2 separate regions of the Homo sapiens genome follow, and region 1 is linked to region 2. Evidence: read pairs that join two places in POLR2A ChIA-PET (ENCODE). Cell type or tissue: HCT116. All regions are shown on one strand. Region 1 overlaps EPS15 (epidermal growth factor receptor pathway substrate 15). Region 2 overlaps FAF1 (Fas associated factor 1).

What was found. Peaks named below come from ENCODE experiments on the same cell type or tissue, not always from the same donor. Only the 100,000 strongest peaks of a DNase experiment are listed, where the experiment ranks them.
Region 1: POLR2A ChIA-PET joins it to region 2 with 6 read pairs; 2 of 35 experiments call an interaction of 5 or more read pairs at or near these places.

Annotation. Positions count from the first base shown.
Region 1 is chr1:51,442,524-51,447,523 of GRCh38, reverse strand. EPS15 (epidermal growth factor receptor pathway substrate 15) reads left to right here. Exons shown (of 25, transcript NM_001981.3): 10 at 419-564; 11 at 2,479-2,635. Among named protein-coding and RNA genes, the nearest start is that of EPS15-AS1, 73 kb to the left of the region's middle. In HCT116, no CTCF peak of the experiment used is centred here; no DNase peak of the experiment used is centred here.
Region 2 is chr1:50,619,154-50,624,153 of GRCh38, reverse strand. All of the region lies in intron 8 of FAF1 (Fas associated factor 1), which reads left to right. Among named protein-coding and RNA genes, the nearest start is that of FAF1-AS1, 180 kb to the right of the region's middle. In HCT116, CTCF peaks have their summits at 3,197 and 3,402 (motif pointing left); DNase peaks (open chromatin) are centred at 2,963 and 3,323; H3K4me3 peaks cover 468 bases; H3K27ac peaks cover 733 bases.

The DNA.
Region 1 (5,000 bases), 820 kb before region 2:
AAGATAATGACAGGATATGCAAATCAGCCAGTTTGGCTATGGTTAACACTGCTGGGTCAAACTATAAAAAATAAAGATTGAGAATTATCTGAGTATTTTGTTTATACAGACTTTCAGTTACCTATATTAATGTGGGCATTAGTCAAGAGTTAACTATGTTTGAATTTACTCATTTCTTAAAAAAAAGTAAAAATGTGCACCTATGGATAAGTCCTAACTGACCTGTATTTTCTTCTGTTATTTTCTCTTCCCCACAGCATTTTGATTGAGATGTCATATGGAAGTGATACATTGTTGCTCTGAGTTAGTAGGGTAGAATTGTTCAGAATTTGTGATGGATATTGTAATGGATTGAAAGAGTGACACTTCAAAGTTTGTTTCATTTTGGCAGAAATACTGTTTTTTTTCCTCCCTGTAGTGGGTTGTATCCCCTGCAGAAAAAGCTAAATATGATGAAATCTTCCTGAAAACTGATAAAGATATGGACGGATTTGTGTCTGGATTGGAGGTCCGTGAAATATTCTTGAAAACAGGTTTACCTTCTACCTTACTAGCCCATATATGGTAAGACTTTATTTGAATTGATTTTTTAAAAATATGGTTTTGTATCAATTCCAGTTTCTGCATTTTGATTTTTAGTCATTTGTAAATAGGACAGTTTTTGTTTCAGAATTTTTTATAGAGAAAATCAGAATCTGAAGAATTCTTCTGGCTAATGGACAAAAGCTTGAGAATGGGTTACCTGAAGCTTTATAAGATTGACAGCATCCGCTGGGCATGGTGGCTCACGCCTGTAATCCCAGCACTTTGGGAGGCCGAGGTGGGTGGATCACCTGAGGTCGGGAGTTTGAGACCAGCTTGGCCAACATGGTGAAAAGCTGTCTCTACTAAAAACACAAAAAATTAGCCAGACATGGTGGTGTGCGCCTGTAGTTCCAGCTACTCGGGAGGGTGAGGCAGGAGAATTGCTTGAACCTGGGAGGTGGAGGTTGCAGTGAGCTGAGATCACGCCATTGCACTCCAGCCTGGGCAACAAGAATGAAACTCCATCTCAAAAAAAAAAAAAAAAAGAATGACAGTGTCAGTTAATTGTTATTAGAATGTTAAAATCCAGCTTCTGTTTATATCAATTAAACTTAAAATTTTCAGAGAGAATCCAGATATCTGAAATTTAAACAATGTAAAAAACAGTATCTTCAAGGCATACCTGCATAATTTTATAGTGTATATGTATACTTTCATACCTTCACATAGGAATAACATACTTGGTCCTTGAAAAGGCAAACCCTAGTGTCTTTAATGAATTTCACAGAAAATGAGATAATGTATATGAAAATGCTTTATAGTTTGTCTGCCGCCAATCCACCTAACGATACCAGAGGTTATCTTCAGGTTTTCAAGAGGCAGAAACGTCACAAGTGGGGCCACATGGTTGTAAAGAGAAACTTAGAAAAGAAGGGAGGCAGACAGTAAGTAGATCTGCCTTAAAAGAAACAAGAACCCAAGACTGGGAAAGATTAAATATGCATAACTAGTAGTAGCTGCCACTATTGAGTGCCTAGGGTAGGCACTATACTCAATAAATGGCAGTTGTCACGGGCTTAATGTTATGCCTAAGCTTTTTATATATCCTGTCTTTAATTCTCATAGTAATTTCGCAAGATGGGTGTTATCATCTCCACTTTATAGATGAGGAAACTAAGATTTGGAGAGGTTAAAAAACTTAGCCAAGGTTATAAGAAGAAATAAGTAGAAAAGCTGGAATTTAAGATCTATGTGACATGTAGTCTTTTTACTTATGTAGTCTTTTCATCAGGCCCTACTGGCCTTCAGTGCATTAAACAGATCAGGATTTCAGAAAGCTGAGCTTTTTTTTTTTTTAATTACAGAAAAAGAAAGTAGAGTAAAACCTTTGCAGTTTCTCTTCAAGTGATTGTGTAAAGCTTTCCAGATTGCTGCCTTTTCCTCACATGTGATTTCCATTTGCAGCTGTTTATTCTGCTTTGGCTTGGTGATCCTTGTATCCTCCTACTCCAAGAGTTGCAGGAGGCATAGCAATATCAAAATTGTGCTTGTTTTAGAATCCTTCTAATGCCACCAGTGAATCAAATTTGTTGAGACTTAGATTTTATCTTTAATATCTTTTAATGTTAAAAATGTTGGGTGTAAGGAATGTTAGGATTCTTTGGCCCACCACAACTTTTACTGTATAGTGGTTCTGAAAATTGGTAAGAAAACACAAAGTGTAAACCCAGATTAGAGGCTCCTGCTCAGCACCAGGGTGAACATTCTCTTTTTACCATCTTAGCTGATCTACCTCTTCGAACAGTTGAGTGAGTTTTTAATAACCTGCAAGTTGGTGTGACTGTCTTTTTAAATTCACCTCATTATTTTAAAAAAGCTGCATAGTGGTACTTTTTCTCTGGACTTTTTGCAGTTGTGGCACTTACATACCATTCATTTTGTTTATTTGTGCAGGTCATTATGCGACACAAAGGACTGTGGGAAGCTTTCAAAGGATCAGTTTGCCTTGGCTTTTCACTTAATCAGTCAGAAGTTAATCAAGGGCATTGATCCTCCTCACGTTCTTACTCCTGAAATGATTCCACCATCAGACAGGGCCAGTTTACAAAAGGTAAGAAAGCTTAAAAGGAAACCTGAATGTATTAATTTCAAAGGAACAATACTATGTCGAATTACAGATTCAATTTGGATGAAATAGAAGAGAAAATGTATCTGGCTAAGAGCAGAACAGTATACTGTTTGTGGTTTAGTTTGTGCCTATAAATATGCTGGAGTGCCTTGTATAACATCCTTGGCCAGTAGCTTGTTTACCCCATTCATTAAACATGACAACTATATTTCCAGTCTTAAAATTGGAAAATGTGGGCTTATTTTTCCTTTCCTGGATTTGTGAATTAAGTTTTATGAATAGATTATAAAAGGAAAGCTATAAAAATTAAATTATTGTGTTTCACTTGATGATTCACTCTTACATAAAATGATACAGATTTGAAAACAGAATCTTGCATATGATGGTTGCTTGGTGTCAATTTTACATCAAAAAAGCCTCCAAGGAAAACATTATGTTGAGGATGTATCTGTGCGGTTTTTGCTGTAGGTGACCTTTTGTTCCTGAGTATACCACTGAACTTCATATTTGAACAGCTAGAAGTGGGTTTTACCTAGTTTTGGTTTCTGGACAGCAGTGAGAATTTTCAAAACTTCATTGTTTTAGTCATGCCTTGATTTTTCTCTCCTCATGTAGAAACCCTTCCTAGTATGATGCATTTGCAATATCTTGGCCTTTAATAGACCTTTGAAAGGACTTGCATACCATAGTGGCTATTTGCCTTTAAAAATAAATACTTTGTATTTTTAAATCTCTTATGGCCTATAAAGTATAACCATGGCTGTGGAGATTTTTCAGGGTTGTTATACAGTAATAAGAGTTGTCAAATGTGTGGTATGAGGAGAGCTCTTTAAAATATCATAGAATATTTTGGGTTTTGCATTAATTTTGTCACATGGTTCTTAAAAATCCCATTTTAAAAAGATTAATAAAAACCAAATTGGGACCAAGCACAGTGGCTCACACCTGTAAACCCAGTATTTTGTGAGTCCGAGGTGGGAGGATCACTTGAGGCCAGGAGTTCCTGGGCAACATAGCAAGACCCTGTCTCTACAAAACAAAAACAAAAAAATTAGCCAGGTGCGTTGGCGTGTACCTGTAGTTCTAGCTACTCGGGAGGCTGAGGCAGGAGGATCACTTGAACCCAGGAGTTTGAGGTTGCAGTGAGCTAAGTAAGATCCAACTGCTACACTCCAGCCGGGGCAACAGAGCAAGACCCTGTCTCTTAAAAAAAGAAAGAAAGAAAGAAAGAAAGAAAATTGGATTTTTTTGGTAAGCTAAATGGAATTTATAGCTACCAGGTATGGAGAGTTACTTATAGAAGTTTTTGTCCTTATTTGTAATAAAATAAATATTTTATTATCTGCTTTGTGAGTTATGGGGGGGGCCTTTTTGTGAATTTTTTGATTCCTTATGATGTATGACATGAGTCCCTTAAGTTGTGGAAAAGGCTGAAAGTGATGCCACCCAGAAGGATAAAGGTTACTGAATATGCATTTTTGCTCTTTGCTATATAACTGTACCTCAGTTATGGAATACTGTGTTGTTTCATGCTTTCTTTCACCTATGCAGACTGCTTTTTTTTTTTCTGCCTTCTTCATTTTATAACCTATTCAATTGCCTACCAACACAAATTTTAGATATGACAGAAATTTCTGAAGCAAATTAAAAGTTTGAAGTCTATGTTAGTAGATGCTTGAAGTTGCATGAGGTATAGTTTTTAATTTAGTAGATTTGTCTGAAGTTCATTCACTAGATCATAGATACGTTTGTCTATTTATGTCAGATACCAGTATTATTCATTGAAATGGGAATTTATCACTGCTATCTTATCTATTAACCCAAAATTTTAACTTTAAAAATGAAAACTTGCATTGTTTTATCTTTCAAATAACCTCTTTTCTCTTTAATCTGGTTTTTTTAGTACTGCATTTTTTGCAGCTTTGACTAATCCTTTTTTGAATGTTGCTTTCCTTTCTGTGTTTTTTCTAGTTTGGACTATTTTTTCCATTCTGCAGCACTCTGCTTTTCGCCTTTCTTGTACTGTCAGTTTCTTAACTCTACTCTCTCTCAAGGTTAGAGCTTTACTTTATGCCTTTTTTAGCTTTGTGGTTTTTGGTTTACAAGATACATTTTGAAATGAGAGGTTTTTTATTCAGCAAAAAAAAGAAAATTCCTAAACAGCATGCTTTTGTCACATGTCACTTGGTCCTTGTGTGCATTTTAGTCTGCCTTCCCTAGGCTCTCTGATCCACTTAACATCACCAAAGTAGAATTTTTGTGTAATGCACAAGAATAGGGTAAGAGAAAACATTTTGAAAGAAGGGGACATGCTACATATTTTTTCTCATATACCCTTCAAATGCTA
Region 2 (5,000 bases):
CGAAAGTTGTGTCTGGACTAGGACTAGTCATTTCTACTTGACTGCCTGCCACGGAACTACGTGGTCTTTCTAGTGGCAACACTAGCATACAGTGCCATTTGTATTTGTGGTTCTTCTTCTTCTTTCTTCTTTCTTCTTCTTCTTTCTTCTTCTTCCTTCTTCTTCCTCTTCTTCCTCTTCTTCTTTCTTCTTCTTCTTCTTTCTTTGTTTTTTTTTGAGACAGGGTCTCGCTCTGTCACCCAAGCTGGAGTGCAGTGGTGCAATCACAACTCACTGCAGCCTTGCCTCCTGGCTCCTGGGCTCCCACTTCAGCTTCTTGGGTAGTTGTGACTACAGGCGCATACCACCATGCCTGCCTAATTTTTTGTATTTTTTGTAGAGACAGGGTTTTGCCAAGTTGCCCAGCCTGGTCTTGAACACCTGGGCTCAAGTGATCCTCCCACCTTGGCCTCTCAAAGTGCTGGGATTACAGGCATGAGCTACCACACCTGGCCTCATTTGTGCTCTGGTTTATGAGGAATTTTTTTAAACCTGAGCCAAAATTTCTTTTTCTTTTCTTTCTTTCTTTTTTTTTTTTTCAAGACAGAGTCTCACTCTGTTGCCTAGGCTGGAGTGCAAGTGGCACGATCTCAGCTCACTGCAACTTGCCCTCCACCTGCCGGGTTCAAGCAATTCTCCTGCCTCAGCCTCCCGAGTAGCTGGGACTACAGGTGCACGCCGCCACACCCAGCTAATTTCTTTGTATTTTAGTAGAGACAGGGTTTCGCCATGTTGCCCAGGCTGGTTTCGAACTCATGAGCTCAGGCAGTCCACCCGCCTTGGCCTCCCAAAGTGCTAGGATTACAGGTGTGAGCCACCACGCCTGTCCTAACCTGAGCCAAAATTTCTAAAAATTCCCAAACTACACTCAAAATGGAAGATTGTCTCCCAAATGCCACAGTTTTAATGAATGAATATAATCTAGCAGTGTCCTCAAATGCTCTTTACTTCATATGGGCTGATTTGAACTCGATGCACTTATTGAGCTTATTGATACTTGAGGATCTGAGGAAATGAAGCAATACAGGTAAAGTTCAGTAAAGTTGGGAACCGGTGAGAACAGGGTCATGGTGTAGGAGAAGATGATATTAGTGAGCCCTAGGGAGCAAAAACTAGGGTACAGTATGGGATTACCACCAAGTGCAAGATAATGAGGGAGAGAATCAGGTCCTAGAGGAAGATTTGAGGAATAAGGGTAGAATCTAAAAGAAACTTCAAGCTACCTCTCATTTATGACCAATTGTGCCTACCACTGCTTCCTGGTGTGCACAGGTATACTATCAAACGTTCTCCAGAGAAGCCAAATTCCCCTACTCCTCACAGTATTTTCAGGGATATCCCACTTTAGTAAAGAGGAGGTCATAGTAGGTGTCCAATAAATACTGGAATCCTCTCTGTTCCTCTTTACCATCCTCCCCACCCCCAAGTCCAAGATTTCCCTTAACTCTGAAATTTTATGATTCTGTAAAATTCTAATACATGTCCTTCAGCAAATGAAATGGATCAATTAAAAACAGGTAAATTTCAAGTAATATTAGATTCCTGGATGACAATTGTACTAATATCCTTTAAAAGTAACTCTCAAGAGAGTGGATGAGATAGCTAACTAAATGCGGCCTGGAAGTGCCACTTCTACCGAGAGAGACCAAATCATCAAGTCAGCATAATTTGGGCAACTCTTAGGAGAGAAAATGCCAAGAGTGGCTGGTGAGGAGATGCTGAAGCCAAGGCTGAAAAGGGAGGAAGCTGGGAACCTTGTGTGGAGTATCTGAATGCTGGTGCTAGTTCTTGGCCCTGAATAGCTTTTGGGAAAGGGGTGTATTAAGGAAATGAGGGATAGCTCACTCTTGCCACAGACCAGCCTAGCTACGGCGGACCCTTTATCCTCCATGGACATGTGAGCTGGCAGGGTAATCTTTCTTTTTTTTTTCTTTTTATTTTTTTTTTTTTGAGATGGAGTCTCGCTCTGTTGCCCAGGCTGGAGTGCAGTGGTGTAATCTCGGCTCACTGCAACCTCCACCTCCCGAATTCAAGTGATTTCCTGCCTCAGCTTCCTGAGTAGCTGGGATTACAGGCACCTGCCACCATGCCCGGCTAATTTTTGTATTTTTAGTAGAGACTGGGTTTCACCATACTGGCCAGGCTGGTCTCGAACTTCCGACCTCAGGCCATCCGCCTGCCTTGGCCTCCCATAGTGCTGGGATTACAGGCGTGAGCCACTGTGCCTGGCCAGCAGGGGAATCTTTCTAGGGAGCAAGACAGACAGGAGTGTGGTCGGCATGGAGCCCAGGAGCTTTTGTGTGCTGGTCAGCTCTGGCAGAGATTAGCCATAGACACCCACCCTCCAGGGCTCCTCATCTTCCTCTAGGAGGTGCTGGCCCCAGGTAACCTCCAACCTAAGAAAGATCGGGGCTGGGCCAGGTGCAGTGCCTCACTCCTGTAATCTCAGCACTTTGGGAGGCCGAGGTGGGTGGATCACCTGAGCTCAGGAGTTCGAGACCACCCAGGGCAACATGGTGAAACCCTGTCTCTATTAAAAATACAAAAAAATTAACTGTGTGGTGGTGCGCCCCTGTAGTCCCAGGTATTTGGGAGGCTGAGGCAGGAGAACCACTTGAGCCCCAGAGGCGAAGGTTGCAGTGAGCTGAGATCCCGCCACTACACTCCAGCTTGGGCTACAGAGTGAGACTCCATCTCAAAAAAAAAAAAAAAAAAAAAAAAAAGAAAAAAAGAAAGATCGGGGCTAACTTCCCCGTAAGACTGGGGCATATCTGCAAGCCCTCCTGCTCACTGGCTCCTGCGAAGGCCCATTCCTAGCTGCCTTGCAGGAGCGTGTACACAGCACCCCCTTTGCAGCCCAGCCAGAGTGCATTGTTCCACCTGAGTATTTTCCCAGTGACTCAGGAGCACATCAGAAACCCCAGCACAGCCATAACCCCACCCTGAGCTGTGGGACTTCCTGGTACTTCCAGGGCTGTGGCATGTAGCTTAGGAGTATGGAGCCAAGATCTAAGACCAACACTTGAGCAGGGGAGGAGCCCCCACCATCAGAGGACTGAGAACTAGGGTAGGAGCAGGGTGTGCCTCCCTCCACAGGGCTGGTCCGGAAAGTGTGCGGCATATCTCCCTGCTCCAGCCTCTGCCTGAGGGGGCCCCATGGCCCGGAACACCTAACAAAAGAAAATGCAGGCACAGTGCCAGTGACTGGAGGGGGCACCCCCAAGGCTCAGAAGCAGACCTGGTGAGGGAGCCATCTCCTCCCCTCCCACACCACAGAGCACACCTGAGAATGCAAGAAAGTACAAAAGATCTATGTGGCTGGATATTTGCCTAGCTACTGGCCATTACTCTTAAGCACCATCTACTGGATCGCAGCTCAAACTGCAAAAACAAAAATTATCCTGCTAATATATACACCTGTGAAACCAAGTGCAAGAATTCACCCACACATAAAGAATCAACACAAGAACTCTCGCAGTTGAAAAAGCCAGTGTCCCCTTACCTCCAGACAAGTCCACTAGTTTCCCAACAATGGTTCTTAACCATTCCAAAATGACTGCAATGACAGACACAGAATTGAGAATCTGGATGTCAACGAAGTGCATTGAGATTCAGGAGAAAATTGAAACCCAATCCAAGGAATCTAGCAAAATGATCCAAGAGCTGAAAGATGAAATAGTCATTTTAAGAAAGAACCAAACTGAATTTCTAGAGCTGCTAAGTTTACTACAAGAATTTCATAATACAATACAAGTATGAACAACAGAATAGACCAAGAGGAGGAAAGACTCTCAGAGCTCAAAGACTGGTTCTTCAAATCAACTCATTCAGACAAAAATAAAGAAAAAATTTAAAACAATGAACAAAACCTCCAAGAAATGTGGGATTATGTTAAGAGACCAAATCTAGGCTGGACACGGTGGCTCACGCCTATAATCCCAGCATTTTGGGAGGCCGAGGCGGGCGGATCATGAGGTCAGGAGTTCGAGACCAACCTGGCCAACATAGTGAAACCCTGTCTTTACTAAAAATACAAAAATTAGCCAGGCGTAGTGGTGGGCACCTGTAGTCCCAGCTACTTGGGAAGTTGAGGCAGGAGAATCGCTTGAACCTGGAAGGCAGAGGTTGCAGTGAGCCGAGATTGTGCCATTGCACTCCAGCCTGGGAGACAGAGCAAGACTCTGTCTCAAAAAAAAAAAAAAAAAGAGAGAGAGAGACCAAATCTACTATTCATTGGCATTTTTAAGAGAGAAGGAGAGAGAATAAGCAACTTGGAAAATATATTTGAGGATATAGTCCATGAAAATTTCCCTAATCTCACTACAAAAATTGATATGCAAATCCAGGAAATACAGAGAACCCTGGTTAGATACTATATGAGACGACCATCCCCAAGGCATGTACTCATCAGATTCACCAAGGTCAATGTAAAAGAAAAAATCTTAAAGGCAGCTAGAGAGAATGGTCAAGTCATATACAGAGAGAACCCAATCAGGCTAGACAACCCCATTAGCAGCAGGCCTGTGAGCACAAACCCTACAAGCTAAAAGAGATTTGGGGCCTATATTCAGCATCCTTAAATAAATTTCAACCAAGAATTTCATATCCCAGCAAACTAAGCTTTATAAGTGAAGGAGAAACAAAATCCTTCTCAGACAAGCAAATGCTGAGGGAATGTGTTTCAAATAGACCAGCCTTATAAGAGGTCCTTCTGGGAGTACTAAACTTGGAATCAAAAGAATGATACCACTACAACAAACACACACTTAAGCACATAGCCCACAGACACTGAAAAGCAATTATACAATCAGGTCTACATAGCAGCCAGCTAACACCACAATGACAGGATCAAAATCACATATATCAGTACTAACTTTGAATATAAATGGGCTAAACGCCTCACTTAAAAGACACAGAATGACAAACTGAATAAAAAGATAAGACCCAACCATCTGTTGTGT